2 separate regions of the Homo sapiens genome follow, and region 2 is linked to region 1. A link is a loop called in an ENCODE intact Hi-C map of the cell type or tissue named here. Cell type or tissue: CD4-positive, alpha-beta T cell. All regions are shown on one strand.

Evidence for each region. Peaks named below come from ENCODE experiments on the same cell type or tissue, not always from the same donor. Only the 100,000 strongest peaks of a DNase experiment are listed, where the experiment ranks them.
Region 2: a loop joins it to region 1, with 9 times the contacts of the local background. A loop is called at or near these places in 3 of 110 quality-filtered maps.

Annotation. Positions count from the first base shown.
Region 1 is chr3:124,726,572-124,734,571 of GRCh38, forward strand. It overlaps UMPS (uridine monophosphate synthetase), which reads left to right and starts at 3,881. Exons shown (of 6, transcript NM_000373.4): 1 at 3,881-4,056. The coding sequence starts at 3,901. It overlaps MIR544B (microRNA 544b), which reads left to right and starts at 5,868; the gene lies at 5,868-5,945. It also overlaps the pseudogene RPS26P22. RefSeq lists enhancers at 3,539-4,138, 3,551-3,960. In CD4-positive, alpha-beta T cell, no CTCF peak of the experiment used is centred here; a DNase peak (open chromatin) is centred at 3,830; H3K4me3 peaks cover 1,646 bases; H3K27ac peaks cover 1,009 bases; H3K27me3 peaks cover 594 bases.
Region 2 is chr3:125,911,974-125,919,973 of GRCh38, forward strand. It overlaps LOC102723696 (a long non-coding RNA gene), which reads right to left and starts at 3,673. Exons shown (of 5, transcript XR_007096049.1): 1 at 2,447-3,673. It also overlaps the pseudogene FAM86JP. RefSeq lists silencers at 3,822-3,871, 3,892-4,161, 4,722-4,921 and an enhancer at 4,372-4,962. In CD4-positive, alpha-beta T cell, no CTCF peak of the experiment used is centred here; DNase peaks (open chromatin) are centred at 3,676, 4,148, 4,578 and 5,248; H3K4me3 peaks cover 2,163 bases; H3K27ac peaks cover 1,962 bases.

The DNA.
Region 1 (8,000 bases):
TTTGAAAGGCCAAAGTGGAAGGATCTCTTGAGCCCAGGAGTTTGACACCAGCCTGGACAAAATAAGGAGACACCCACGTCCCCCCAACCCCCCACATATTAAAAATTGTTTTAAAAATATTAACTGAGTGTGTTGGTGCATGCCTGTGATCCCATCTACTTGGGAGGCTGAGGTGGAAGCATCATCTGAACCCGGGAGGTAGAAGCTACAGTGAGCTGTGATTATGCTACCTCACTCTAGCCTGGGCAACAAAGTGAGACCAGACCCTATCTCAAAAAAAAAAAAAAAAAAAAAAAAAAAAAAAAAAAAAAGCCTCGGGTTGTTGTTAATTTCATACTGGTATTTCAGGTGATAATGTTGTTAGACTGTCTGGAGGGTATTTTGGGCTGGATCTCACAAGTTTATACATTCTGGTGTGGACTCCAGCAATTTGGGTTAGCCTATACAGATATGATCAGGCTTTGAAAGTTTAAATGTGCCACCCACGTGCAAATGAGGCTGATTCATGGTATACTGTCAATTAGCCAGAGTGTTAAAGTGTTTTGATTAGCTTATTTTGCCAAGAAAACAAAAACATGTTTTAACATTTGGCTTCTATTTCATTAAGATTTTATTGCATTTATTTGTAATGAGAAACACTTGTCAAAAGCATGGGCTCTTCACATTGGCTCATCAGCACAATCTCCTGAGAAAATATAGATAATAAAGAATATTAGAAATGAAATCAGAATCAGGTTTATGAGTTAAAATCATAAGCCCCTTATGGGCTTTTTTTTTATCTAGAATTTGTATGTATTTTAGCACCTATATAGCTTATGAAGCCCATTTGTAATTAATATTTCATTTAATCCCAACAAATTCTTATGAAGTAAGTTATTTTACTTGGATTAGAGAAAACTGAGTCACAGAATCTAGGTGATTGTTCAAGGTCACTGAGACATTCACTGGAAGATAACTTTTTTTTTTTTTTTGGCACAGGGTCTCACTCTGTCACTCAGGCTGGACTGCAGTGGCATGATCACAGTTCACTGTGGCCTCAACCTCCCAGGCTCAAGTGATATTCCTGCCTCAGCCTCCCCAGTAGCTGGGACCACAAGTGTGTGCCATGATGTCTGGCTAATTTTTTTTATTTTTTGAAGAGACAGAGTCTCATCATGTTACCCAGGCTGGTCTCAAACTCCTGGGCTTCCCATCTCTGCCTCCCAAAGTGCTGGGATTGCAGGCATGAGCCACTGACCTGGCCCTAGAACATAACTTAAAATAAATGTGTATGTGTGTGTTTCAGTGTCTCTGTGTGTGTATAGTGTAGGTCAAACAATAATAAATAATTAAATAACAGTACCTCAGCCTATATTTTTTTGAAGGGGAGTGGTTCAGAGGAATCACCAATATAGTTATGGAATATTAGCAAAAGCCCTAATACAAATGATAATCAGAACCCCACAAGCTCAGTCTAAAATAGATATCAGAGTAGAATACAGAAGGGATTCAGTAAGCAATATAGAGCTAGGTCCATGAAAAGGCTCAGATTGAACTACTGCATGAAATTTTACATTCATGGAAACTCTTTAGGGTAAATACCTAAAATAGTAAGACTAAATATTGGTTAAAGCCAAGATCCTTTACCCAGCCTAAGTAAATGAAATGGAGAACACAAAATGAATTGGTACAATCTATGTTCCTCTGCTTTTTTTTTTGTTGTTGTTGTTGTTTGTTTGTTTGTTTGTTGTTGTTGAGACAGAGTCTCTGTTGCCCAGGCTGGAGTGTAGTGGCATGATCTTGGCTCACTGCAACCTCCACCCCCTCGGGGTTCAAGCAATTCTCCTGCCTCAGCCTCCCAAGTAGCTGGGACTATAGGCATGTGCTACTATGCCCGGCTAATTTTTGTATTTTTTGGTAGAGACGGGGTTTCATCATGTTGACTGGGCTGGTCTCGAACTCTCAACCTCAGGTGATCCACTTCCCTCGGCCTCCCAAAGTACTGGGATTACAGGCATGAGCCACCACACTCAGCTCTACCAACTTTTTATCAAGTGTTTTTGAGTGAACTATCTTATTGAATCTTCATAGTGATTTTTGGAGAAAGTTAATATTATTATCTTCATTCTTTTTTTTTTTTTTTGAGCGCAGTCTGGCTCTTTCGCCCAGCCTGGAGTGCAGTGATGCGATCTCGGCTCACTGCAAGCTTTGCCTCCCGGGTTCACACCATTCTCCTGCCTCAGCCTCCCGAGTAGCTGGGACTACAGGCGCCTACCACCATGCCCAGCTAATTTTTTTGTATTTTTAGTAGAGACGGGGTTTCACCATGTTAGCCAAGATGGTCTTGATCTCCTGACCTCGTGATCCGCCCGCCTCAGCCTCCCAAAGTGCTGGGATTACAGGCGTGAGCCACCGCGCCCGGCTTCTTCATTCTATTTTTGAGAAAATTGAGACTCATATAGCTCAAAATGCATTGCCAAAGATCACTCAGCCAGTAAGTAGAATGGGACTAAAATCCAAATGTTTTGGTTTGAAACTTCATGTTCTTTGTAGTGCACTATACAGCTATGCCTTATCTGTTCCTCTTTTTTAAAAAAGTATTTGTTATAGTTGACACATGATATCGTACACATTTATTGGGTACATAGTGCTATTTCAATACACACAATGTACAGTGATCAAATCAGAGTAATTCATATATTCCTCACCTTAAATATTTATCCTTTCTTTGTGTTGGGAACATTCAAACGCCCCTCTTCTAGCTATTTTAAAATATATAGTAAATTATTATTGACTACAGTCACCCTACAGTGCAATGGAACACTAGGACTTATTCCTCCTATCTAGCTGTAATTTGTGTCCTTTAACCACCCCCTACCCTTCCCAGCCTCTAGTGATTACTATTTTATTCTCTAGCTCCATGAGATCAACTTTTTTAGCTTCTGCATATGAGCGAGAACATTTGGTATTTATCTTCCTGTTCCTGGCTTGTTTCACTAACATAATGTCCTTCAGGTTCATCCACCTTGCTGCAAATGACAAGGTTTCATTCTTTATGTGAATTTAAGGGTTATTTTCCTTAAGCTAGAATAAAGTATTGCCTTATATACACAATGGAGAAGGGATTTATTTGTACAGATTATTTATTGATTATTTCTTTAAGGGATTTATTTGTAAAGACCAAATATGTTTGGATTTTCAGATTGTCTAGCAATATTATCCTCCTGGATAACCCTGATACCAATCAATTAACCGTCTTCTAACTCTCCTCCTTCCCTCCCTTACCTTTTCTACACCTATTACCTAAGCATTTGAGGTACGCCAAAGGAAATAAAAAAGTACTCCTCCAGGAAGCAGAGTACAGACAAAAGAGGTAATGAATACTGTAATGATCTAAGTGCTATATATTCCTATGTGCAAACTGCTATGGAACTGTCACGTACTAGATGCTATGAAGTTAATAAAAGAATTGAGTAAAGGTCCCTGTCTTTGATAACTTATATTCTATTTGGAGAAACATGGGGGGTAAATCTTGGCTAATAACTAGCAAATATAACATGTTAGGCCAAGGAGTAGAGATAATTAAGAGAACTAGTCGAGAAGGCATTGGCTATTAAAAAATGGACAGGATTTATGCAAACTCTCATGAAAGGTGGGACTTCATGATCCTACAGTCAATCTAGCTGTTCTGGGCTTTGAACCCCAGCGACCCCATCCAGAAGAAACCAGGAGAAGCACAAACTGGCGCTAGGTTCGCTACCATCCACCTGACCCTTGAGCCCGGGGAAACCCACGGGTGCAGCAAGCCGGGAAAGCTGCAGACGAGGCAGGCGGAAGAGGCGGGACTTCGCGGGTGACGTCATCGGGGCGCCGGAGGCCCGGGGCGCCTGGGAATTTGAAGCAAACAGGCAGCGCGCGACAATGGCGGTCGCTCGTGCAGCTTTGGGGCCATTGGTGACGGGTCTGTACGACGTGCAGGCTTTCAAGTTTGGGGACTTCGTGCTGAAGAGCGGGCTTTCCTCCCCCATCTACATCGATCTGCGGGGCATCGTGTCTCGACCGCGTCTTCTGAGTCAGGTGCTGGCCTAGGAAGGGAAAGGACAGGGCTTGGTGGCGGGAAGGAGGACAAGGAAATGGAAGAGGGTGACAGGAGTTGGGCCGTGAGTGAGAGCAAAAGAGCCAAGCAGGCAGACCGACCCTACTCTTGGTTTGGGGAGTAAGCATGAGAAGCACAGAGGCCAGGGGTTGGGCTCCTCGAGAGTCGTCTGTTCTTTCACCCACACGCTTAGACACGTGTTTTGCAAAAGTCGGGAAACCCAGTTTGGAACGCTTTCTGGCACTGAAGCACACTTGAATGAATTCTGTATATTTAACTCTTTAAGAAAATTAGACTTGCGGCCGGGCGTGGTGCCTCATGAGAGTAATACCAGCACTTTGGGATGCCTAAGTGGGCAGATCACCTGAGCCCCAGGAGTTCGAGACCAGCCTGGGCAACATGACGAGACCCCGTCTCTACAAAAAATTAGCTGGGTGTGGTGGCGCACGCCTGGGACGCTGAGGTGGGAGGATCACCTGAGCCTGGGAGGTCAAGGCTGCAATGAGCTGTCATTGCGCCACTGCACTCCAGCCTGGGCGACAAGTGAGACCCTGCCCTCAAAAAACAAACAAATAGACCGGGAAAACGTGGGTAGGCAGAGAATTCAGTAGCTGGGAAATTACTGGTGAGAAAAGGAAAATAGAACAACCAGAACTCTGTGATGTATACAAAATTTATCAGAGCCCAGAGAGACTTCAACCATACTCCCCTATGCAGCCCCGGGACAATTATTTAAAGGAATTTTGTCCCTGACTAGCTGCCTCTCCCATTATCTTAATGTACCTGGAATGTGTGATACAAAGAACAATGTATAGCTAATCAATCGCTTGTGTTATTATTTTATTTATTTATTTTTTAGATGGGATCTCTCTTACGTCACCCAGGCTGGAGTGCAGCTCTGTGATCATAGCTCACTGCAGCCTGGAACTCCTGGGCTTAAGAGATCTTCTTGCCTCGGGTGAGCACAGGGGCTCATGCCTGTAGTCCCAACTTTGGGAGGCTTTCTTTGGGAGGCTGAGGCGGGTGGATCACTTAAGGTCTGGAGTTCGAGACCAGCCTGGCCAACATGGTGAAACCCTGTCTCTACTGAAAATGCAAAAATTAGCTGGGCATGGTGGTGCACACCTGTAATCCCAGCTACTCAGGAGGCTGAGGCAGAAGAATCAGGAGGTTGCAGTTAGCCGAAATTGAGCCACTGCACTCCAGCCTGGGCAACAGAGGGAGACTGTCTCAGAAAAAAAAAAAAAAAAGAGATCCTCTTACCTCAACCTCTGAGTAGCTGGAACTACAGGCATGTGCCATCATGCCCACCAAATTAAAAATTTTTTTTTTTTGTAGAGAGGAGGTCTCACCATACTGCCCAGGCTCGTCTCAAACTCCTGGCCTCAAAAGATCCTCTTGCCTTGGCGGCTTCCCAAGTAGCTGGGACTACAAATGCCTGGTGCCACCCCCGGGCTACCTCCTGTTATTTCAATGCAAATTCTTGGTGAATATAGGAACTGCCCCTTCTTTTGCTTTAAAAATCCACTTGTAACTACTGTAATCGAAGCCTATAGTCAGGGCAACTACTCATATTAATTTTGCCTCAGCCTCTTCCTGTTAGGTCCACACTTGGAAGGGCTGTTTGGAAAGGGGAGTTGAATTTTGCACTGTGCGGCCAGAAGCAATAATTAAGACTAGAAGGTGGACATATTGGGAAAGCAGGTTTTTAGTCAATATAAGGAAAATTTTTGTACAAATTAGAGGTTTCTAATACAGTGCTTCTCAACTTTGAGTATATATGAATTACCTGGGAATTTTGTTAAAATGCAGAATCCATTTCTGTAGCTCTGAGACTAGACCTGAGGTTGTGCATTTCTAACAAAGTGCCAGCTGAAACTGCAGACCACACTGAGTAGAGGGCCGTAAATATGCTTTCCAATACAGTTTGCTACTAGCCACGTGTTACTATTGAGCATTATGAATTTTTAAGTTTAAATAGTCATATATGGCCAGTGGCTATCATATTGGACTGCAAAGATAGAGAACATTTCCATCATTGCAGAAAGTTCTATCAAGAAGACATATAAGTTTCCTCAGCCCACTTAAGGGTTTATGTTCACTAGGGACCACTTTGTGTGGTTATTGTAAAAAGTATTGAAGATAGGTTGGACTATTAAGGTTGCGGTACTTTGGACCATTAACTTCTCACCATCCAGAATCTTGCTATGGTGTATCTTAGCAATGTGGAGAATTACTAAGGATTTTCTAGGGAAAAATTGATTTATTTTAATAAGCCAGCTGATAAATGACAGAAAAAGTTTTTTGATAACTAGATCATGGTGTGTGTGTGTGTGTGTGTGTGTGTGTGTATTTTGGTGATTAACTGGGGAGGAGTTCAAAACATGGAGAGACTTGGGTATAACAAAACTTCTTTTCACATCTTATGCGAATAGAATTTCTCAGTATTTACACCCCAAAAAGCAATATAATTTATGCTAAACTCTAACTTCCCTTAATAAGTGATAATAAGTGATATTTGACTATAGTACTATATACACATTAGTGTACATAAAGTAATTGGAGAGGAAAGGTAGCATTAACTCACTAAAAATGCATTTTCCAAATCTGTTTTTATCTCTCTGTCAAAATTTGCAAATCATGTTTGAATTAATCATATGCTTGTTATAATTTAATGATATACAGAAGAATTCTCTTCTTTAAAAAGTACAATTTCCATTTTCTTTTCCTCAAGAGAATAGTTTCTCTTCAGTCCTTAAGGATTCAGCTCCTTACATGGGCTTTGGTGAGGGTCATGAGGCAGCACCCACAGGTTTAAATCAGATTGGGGTATTTGGTCCTTGTGGGATTCACAAGATGGATTACTGACTGCCTTGCTGTGAATGGCACAACTCACACCTTAATGTAGCTTCGCATACAGCTTGGGAAGAACATAGGAGGCAAAGTTGCTCACTGCAGTAATGTCCCTGACTGCTGCGGCCTCTACTATGTTTTGCACGACGAGCTTCTTAATGGTCTTTTCCTTGGGCATGCATCGGACATAGTATGTGCCACTACTGGCCACAGCCCTTTTTGGCACGATCATTGTTCCTTTCTTTTCTTTGTCATCTTGGAAGTAAGGACCTGAGAGAGCTACAGAAGAATTCTTGACATCTAGAGACTTATGGTCATGGGAAATTTTTTTTTAATTACCATTTTAAATTTCAGTTTACATACATATAGACAAGTATGACAGAGGGATCAGTAAAAGCTTTTCAAGTATAATCATATATTACTTTAGAATAAAATTCTGTGGACACAGTGGAGTGAAAATATGAGTTGGAAAAAGATGTAAAAAATTTTAAACTTTTCATAGTCCAGCAATTTCACGTTTTGTTTTTTTAAATGGAGATGGTGGATATCCAGTCACTAGCATTTGTATTCCAAGTTTATTCCTTAAAAAGAGTGATAAAACAGTTCTAAGATAATATGTTAATATTTTTAGTACTAGAAATTACATTCTCTGCAACTTAAAATAGTCATAGTTTTTTTTTGTTTGTTTTTTTACTCTTTAGAAGTACTGGTGTAAACCTATGATCTAGTTCACAAAGCAACTCAGTGACTGTTTGCTTTTTTAAAAAAAAAATGAGGTGGTCTTGGGTGGGAATATGTATCCTAACATTAAAATATGATGATTTATGTGGAAAAGGAGATTATAAAATAGCAATTCACACAATAGTCTGTATTTATGAAACTTCCTAATTGAAGGCTTCTTTCAGGATATATAACTAAAAGATGATAGGTTTAGATACTCAGCCTAATGGGTTACTGAGGAAACCAGGAAGTCGGGATCGTCCTTAGTCTTTGGGGTCAACATCATGAGCTTCCCCAGCACATCTCAGGTTGCCTTCAGAACAGATTCTGAGTCTGGTTGAATAGATTCATT
Region 2 (8,000 bases), 1.2 Mb after region 1:
TTCCTTGTAGATGCATCGCTCCAATCTCTCCTCCCTCATCACATGGCTGCCATCTCCCTCTGTCTCTGTCTTCACCTGACATTCTCCTCTCTTATTTTATTTTTTTGAGATGGAGTTTCCCTCTGTCACCCAGGCTGAAGTGCAGTGGCACAATCTTGGCTCACTGCAACCTCCGCCTCCTAGGTTCTGGCGATTCTCTCACCTCAGCCTCCTGAGTAGCTGAGATTACAGGCGCCCGCCACCACGCAGTGCTAATTTTGTGTTGTTAGTAGAGATGGAGTTTCACCATGTTGGCCAGGCTGGTCTCGAACTCCTGACCTCAAGTGATCCGCCCACCTCACCCTCCCAAAATGTGCTGAGATTACAGGCATGAGCCACCATGCCCAGCCCTCATTCTTTCCTTTTACAAGGACACCAGTCATTGCATCTGCCTCCTTACCAGCAGCCCCCAATCCAGTATGACTCATCATTACTTGATTATATCTACAAATACCCTATTTCCAAATAAGGTCACATTCCTGGCTACGGAGGATTAAGATTTCCAATTTTTTCCCTGACTCAATTGTTTTTGAGTCAGGGCCTCACCCTATCCCCCAGGCTGGAGTACAGTTATGTCATTATAGCTCACTGCAGCCTCAAACTCCTGGGCTCAAGGGATCCCCTGACCTCAGCCTTCCAAGTGGCTGAGACTACAGGAGCACACCACCATGCCCAACTATTTTTTTTTTTTTGTACAGATTAGGTCTCACTCTGTTGACCAGGCTGCTCTCCTGACCTCAAGTGATCCTCTTGCTTTGGCCTCCCAAAGCACTGAGATTATAGGCGTTATCCCGTGCCTGGCCCTCTTTCTACACCTCAATCATTGTATCATTAGCCTGAGCTGCCCATAGTCCTTATTCTGCCCATCCCTGACCGATCTCCTCCTTTAACATAACTTCCATCTCAATATCATGGGGCCTGCTGGGCACTGCAAACAGCCTAAGGAAAGCAGAAACTTTACTTAACCTTAAATTCTATTACAAAGTCCACATTGAACGTAATTTATATTTGAACTATAAAATTTTCTGTAAGTTGAAACATGACCTATAAAGGTCCCTACACCCTGAAGCAACGTTTTAGAAAGAAATCAATTGGTCCTTTTCTGCAGAAACCATTAACCATAGGAGAGATAAAGGAAAAACTTCAATGTACTGACTGAACTTCCATGCCCATAGCTTAATTTCTAAAAGGCAACCATTCCATACTGTTAAACTGCCTTAGGTTGTTATTACTGTTATTAAAGAGACCCTCAAAGCCAGAAGTTGAATCTTGACTGTAGTTCTTGCACGTATACGCACACTCTTGCAACTGAAACCATTCAGATTGTCCTAATGCTCTTCCCCATAGTAACACCACCTGGAATTTTACGTTTGGTTTTAAGCATCAGTCCTAATCTTCACTTGCACCTGAACACACTGCACCTGTGAGAGCCACGTGACATTAAAAAAAATCCCTTCAGTGAGGCCGGGCATGGTGGCTCACGCCTGTAATCCCAGCCCTTTGGGAGGCCAAGGCAGATGGATCATGAGGTCAAGAGATTGAGACACTCCTGGCCAACATGGTGAAACCCTGTCTCTACTAAAAAATACAAAAATTAGCTGGGCGTGGTGACGCGTGGCTGTAGTCCCAGCTACTCGGGAGGTTGAGGCAGGAGAATCGCTTGAGCCTGGGAGGCAGAAGTTGCAGGAGCCGAGATCATGCCACTGCACTCCAGCCTGGCAACAGAGGGAGACTCTCTGAAACAAAAAAATCCCTTCAGTGCCTTGATCCTTCCAGATTCAGATCCAAGATAGATGACATTTGGCCCTCATCCGAGCCCGCACACCAAAATAAAGATTTCTTCTGGCCGGGCGTGGTGGTTCATGCCTGTAATCCCAGCACTTTGGGAGGCAGAGGCGGGCGGATCACCTGAGGTCAGGTATTTGAGACCAGCCTGGCCAACGTGTTCAAACCCTGTCTCCACTAAAAATACAAACATGGCCCGGCATGGTGGCTCACGCCTGTAATCCCACTACTTGGGAGGCTGAGGCAGGAGAATCGCTTGAACCCGGGAGGTGGAGGTTGCAGTGAGCCGAGATTGCGCCATTGCACTCCAGCCTGGGCAACAAGAGAGTGAAACTCTGTCTCAAAAAAAAAAAAAAAAAAAAAAAAAAAAGAAGAAAAGATTTCTTCTGTGTGCATGGCTCAGCTCTGTGGTCCGCTAGGGTCCTTCCTCAATCCGCTTCCAATCTATGGAATCAGGAAAGACTGAACCAACCTAGATTTATTAATATTTTAGTATAACATAATACAGTGTTACTTATTATAGCATTGACCGTATATGCCCTTTTGCTCCTTGGAGGAAAGGCAATTAATAGCTATTATGTGAGTTAATAAAATAAGCCCAGGATTTATGAGTGTAACTAACCTGTTCCCATTGGTTTTCCTTGTCTCCTGCGGGCAGAGAGCTGATCAAAACAGCAAAAGCAAAGCAGTGCCCCTGGCCCAGTTCTGAGGCCAACCTTCCTTAACCACCCAGACCCATCCCCGGTTAGGACTTGCTGTGGATTCTCAGGTGACTCCATCTGAGGATACAGGGACTGAGAGGGTGTATGCAATATCTCAGACCCAGAAACTGTTGATTCTGTCTAAAAACACAGCAATAACCACATCCCACCCTCTTGATTTAGATGAAAGTGTTTGGCGGAATAAAAGATGAACCTTTTTTTTTCTTTGTCAGATCTTGCGCTCATTTGGTTCTGGTGGGGAACAACAGCTGTGAGAGAACAAGTGTATTCAATTAGAATTAATTCCCCCTCTTATTCTCACGGCTGAGCAGGGCTCAAGTGCCTCTCATCTGAAAGAGGTAATAAGATTTAATCTGTCTCCTCATCTACCTTCTGCAAGTATACTTAACAAATTAGCTCTCGGGACTCTTCCAAATGGAGTTTTATGAGGGATTTGCTAAGGTAAACGTTTTAGACTTTGAACACAATTCAGATTTCAGGGGCAGTACTGAAATCTGAACCGTGTCGCTAACTGCCCTGCCTTTCAACTCAAGACACAATAACTTTGAACTAAAATAATTATATTTTTGTTGTTTTCCACTCTGTCCCCACGTCTATATCACCACCACCCCCAATCCCGCCCCCCAGGAGCTAACTCCTCCTTCCTGTCCCTGCAAGATCAAAACTCCTCCTGGAAGCCCTGCTAGCTCTGTCTGCTCGCCTTCGTGGCAGATATTGCTATTGTACTTTCATGCTCATTTGTGTGGTAAGTACTTCAATGTCCACTTCTTCCACGAGCCCCTGAGCCCCTGGAGGGCCTGGACCACACCTAGTTTTTCTCACTGTTACACCTCCCTTGCCAGACACATGGTAGGCGCTTAATAAGTATTTGGTGAACGGATGGCTTGTTTGGTGACAGTCCAAAGGCTGGGGGACAGACAGAAAGCTCCCTCCTATCGGGCCCCAGACGGGTGGCGCTGATGGAGAGGAGGCTAGGATAACGCCTCCAGGACCGAAGCGCGCACCCGTAAGGCCCCTGCCAAAAAGACCTTCCTGAAGGCGGAGGAACTGCGAGTGCCTACGTTGGCCCAAGGCCTGACACTACGATCCCGGGGACCCTCGCCCTAACCGGCCCCACCTCCCGGGCCCCAAACCTGGACTCGGCCCCGCCCGAAGCTCCGGATCCTGGGGCCCGCCGCTGGCCCCGCGTCGGCAGACCGTGGGCTCGCTCCTGGGCCTGCCTCAAACCCTCCGCAGGTAACGCCTCCCGAACTTGAGCCACACTCCAATCCCCTCCTCAAACCCCTCCCCGTTTCTCACACCCTGGACCCCTCGCTCCGTCTCGGCCCCGCCCCAAGCCCAGCTCCCTCTCGGCCCCTGAGCCCAGCCCCGATCCGCCTCCCAGTCCCTTGGTCCCTGCCAACACCGGACCCTCCCTAAGCTCCGCCTCCCAGGGCCCGCCTCCTGAGCGCAGCCCGCAGCCTAGACTCGGCCCCGCCTCCCGGACCCTGGGCCCCTCCCCACGTCGGCCTGTCCTAAGATCCGCCTCCCAGAGTTCGAGCAGTGCCTGGCAACGTGCTACGACATAGTCAACGCCCCGCCCTGGCCCCGCCTCCTGAGCCCTTCTCTGGGTCTGGCCTTAGCCCCGCCCTAAGACCTGTCTCCTGGGCTCTGCTCCGACTCTCGCCTCCTGAACCCAATCATCGTTTACCCCCACCCTAACGCCCGCCTCCAGGACTCTTATCCTGCCCCCACGCAAGGCCCCGCCTCCAGGACGCCTCCAACCTGGACGCTTCCGAAGCCCCGCTTCCAGGATCGCCCTGTCCTGGCCCCGCCCCAGGACCCGCCAACCTGAACTCTCCCCAGGACCTGCCCCAACGACGCTTATCCTGGCCCTACCCCAGGCCTCGCCCTCATGACGCTCATCCTGGCCCCACCCCAAGCCCCCGCCTCATAACGCTCATCCTGGCCCCGCCCTAGAGCCGCCCCCACGACTCTCCTCCTGACCCTACCCGCAGGCCCCGCCCCCTCTCTGCCCCCGCGCACTGCCCTGGGCCCGCCCCGTCTTCAGTCCAGGCCCGGCTTCCGCACGGTCTCCCGGCAACACTGCGGCCCCGCCCACGTCATGGCGCCCGAGGAGAACGCTGGGACCTAACTCTTGCTGCAGAGTTTGCAGCGCCGCTTTCTGGCGGCGCGCGCGCTGCGCTCCTTCCCCTGGCAGGTGGGCGGCGGGGCGAGCGGAGAGGCCCGCAGGGCTCGCGGGAGTCCAGGGGCAGACGGGATGGGTCTCCGTGCAGAAGCCCCCGACACGCCCGCCACGTGAGTGCCTGGGCTCCCGCCAGTCAGGTCCGCGCGACCCGGTCCCCATCCCTGGGGCCTGGCCAGAGTCGCTCACACCCTTCCTGCCCCGCGGGCTGGCGGCATAAGCTGGGGGCCTCTCCACCGTCTTAGGGGGCAGAGGCGCACTCGTTGTGGGATACAGTTCACGATCATTTTCACGACTTTTTAAAGGCAGTAATCGTTCTGGTCACTGGGACACAGCTGCCCTCGCCCATTCTAAAAAGTCAGCGCCCTCAGGACCGCGGGTAACCACGTCCTCCTGAGCGCGGTGACCAGGTCACAGGCTGTCCCCTCGTGCCTCAGTGTTCTCATCTGTATGTTGAGAACTGCACAGAATCGGCTCATGCTCTGAGGCTCTCACACCTGTGATGGAAGAGACAGAGAAGGGGGTGGCCTCTCGTCTCCCTGGGGACCTACCATTCTCAGCACAGGCACATGGCAGGCAGCAGCCTCCCTTCTGCCAGTAGAGGGGCTTAATGCACCCGGCCCCATTTGTAATTCATGTGCAGTGAGCTCACTGGGATGAGTCAGTTTGGATATATATTCCTCCCTGGAATTTTATGGGGTGTTGCTTAATCATTTGCGTTATTCCATTGATATGAAATATTTAGCACTCAGAGATCATTTCTGGTCAGGAGAAATTTGTGCATTTTTAACCCAAAATAGAAACCTTCATAAAAGCATCATAGGTCTCCATTCAATATTGGCTATAATTGTTCACATGCCCACGCTGAATGCTAACTTGGGCTCACCCTCAACACCCATGAGGTGGGTACTATTATTATCACTCACATTTGACCAGAGGGATTGTTTGATTAGGGTGCAGTAGTTGAGAGTTCAGACCCAGGAGACAGCCTGCCTGCTTCAAATCCTGTCCCAACCCCTGGCCCTGTGTGACCTTGGGCAAGTGACTACATCTCTCTGTGCTGTTGTTTTCTTATTAATAAAATGGGGGATATAATGATACCTACCTCTTAGGGTTGTTGTCAGGGTTGAGTACAAAAGCCTGTGGATCAGTGCCTGGCTCATGGTAAATGCATGTCGGTGTTAGCTAGTGTTTTTATTCAGTCTCAAAATGTTTAATAAATGCCTTCCGTGAGCCAGGCACCATGGATCAGCAGTACCCATGACAGATGAGGCTCTGCTTGCATGGGAGAGCCAGAGAATAAACAAATAAATAAATAAACAAGAAAAGACCAGATGAGAGTGGCTTTAAAGCCAATAAAACAGGGAAATGGTGAATGGAGCAACTGGGGAGAAAAGTCACCAAAGTCGGGGAATCAGGGAAGCCTTCCCCAAAGAGGTGGCTTTTGAACTGGGGCCTGAGTGGTGAAGCAGCCAGCCATGGGAAGGGCTTGGGGAACAGGATATGCAAAGGCCCTGTGGTGGAAACAAGCCAGCTGTGGTTGAGGAACAACAGCAAGGCAGCCAGTGTGGCTGGAGTGGAGTGAGCAGTGTGGGCCAGGGGTGAGGGAGAACAGGCCAGAGAGAGGGATTAGGACCAGGTCTTGTAAGGCCTTTTACAGCATGGAAGGAGCTCTGAAGCAATGAAGTGCCTTGCCCTGTGTCACATACCAGCTGAGACAGTCTGCCTAACTCGGGAGCCAAAGTTTGCTGCTGGGCTTGAGGCCCCTGTGAGAGGACAATGTAACCCAGGCTGGTATGGGCACATTCTGCATTTCCACTTAAACTCAGATGGCAAGCCCATCAAACCTTGGTGCCATGGCTGCCCTGTTAATTCCTGGCTGACCAGTGCAACCAGGGAGCTGGCCCATGACCCAGGTGGCCGCTAAGTAGCCAGGACTAATGTGGCCAAGAGTCAGTCTTCTAGCCTTCTTCCTGTGACTCATCCAGGTGCACCCTGTGACATCTGAAGGTCAGGCTTTCAGCTGCTGTGGCTTCCACTTCCAACTGGCTCCACGTCCCCAGGGAGAGATCACACAGCGCTTTGCCAACACATTCTATTGCGTGTTTAATGTTCCTGTGAATGCGCCCTTGAGATTTCTCTCTCTCCCGTCCACACAGAGCTTAGAAGCAAAATTAACAGACTCATCAGATTCTGAGCTTCTGCGGGATATTTTGCAGAAGGTAAGAATCCCAGAGTCCCTGGGACTCATGACCCTGTCTCCTGAATCTCTCCGGAAGACCTGAGAGAAGAACCACAGGTGTGCTTGTACCCTTTAAAAACACCCCTGTTCAAAGAACATTGAACATTGAGTCAGCACTGCAGGTGGGTGTTGGCACCTCTGACAGCTCCAGCTCTTTCATTTTCTATCTAAGACTTAGACAAAGACATCAGAATATACAAAAATCTGCATGAGAGGGGGAAATCTAAGGAAAGTTTTTTAAACCATCCACAGCAAAAACAGAGATGACAGGTGCAAAACAGCTTCTAGCATTTGGTAGATGCTCAGAGACTTTCTTTTTTGCATTCATGAGGCCTGTCCTGCCCACTCCTGTCTCTTCTAGACCTAAATGGGCCCTTACTTTGCCCAGGGTGGGGTTTGGACTCAAGAGCATCTGCATGCAGGTGAGAGGCAGGATCACCACCAGGCCCAGCCACAGCCTGACCTTGGCCTTGAGGGCCAAGTGCAGATCACCCTGCATCCTGGGTCTTCACCTGTGAAGGGCCATGAGCCCTTCTGAAAAGACAAAGCAGTAGACTCCGTCCCAGAAAGAAGTGCACCAGAAGAATACATTTTCCATACAAACTCTGGAGGCAGACATTCTCCACCCCCACCCAACCAGCCCATCCTAGGAGCCCCAGTGAAGAATTCCTGTGCTAGAGGTGAACCAAGATTATCCATGTGGAAAAGATGCAGCCACAGCAGGGAAGACTTTCGGGGCAATACAGTAGGTCAGGGCTTCGAGCATGGAGATACCTGAAGTTATCTCGCACCCTGCTCTGAGTTGCACCCTTAGCCTCACTCTTGTAGGTGGTGAAGCATGAAATGTAGGGATAGCTGCTTTCAAACCCAGCACAAGGCTGGGTGCACTGGCTCACACCTGTAATCCCAGGACTTTGGGAAGCTGAGGTGGACGGATCACCTGAGGTCAGGACTTCAAGACCGGCCTAGCCAACATGGCAAAAACCCATCTCTACTAAAAATACAAAAATTAGCTGGGCGTGGTGGT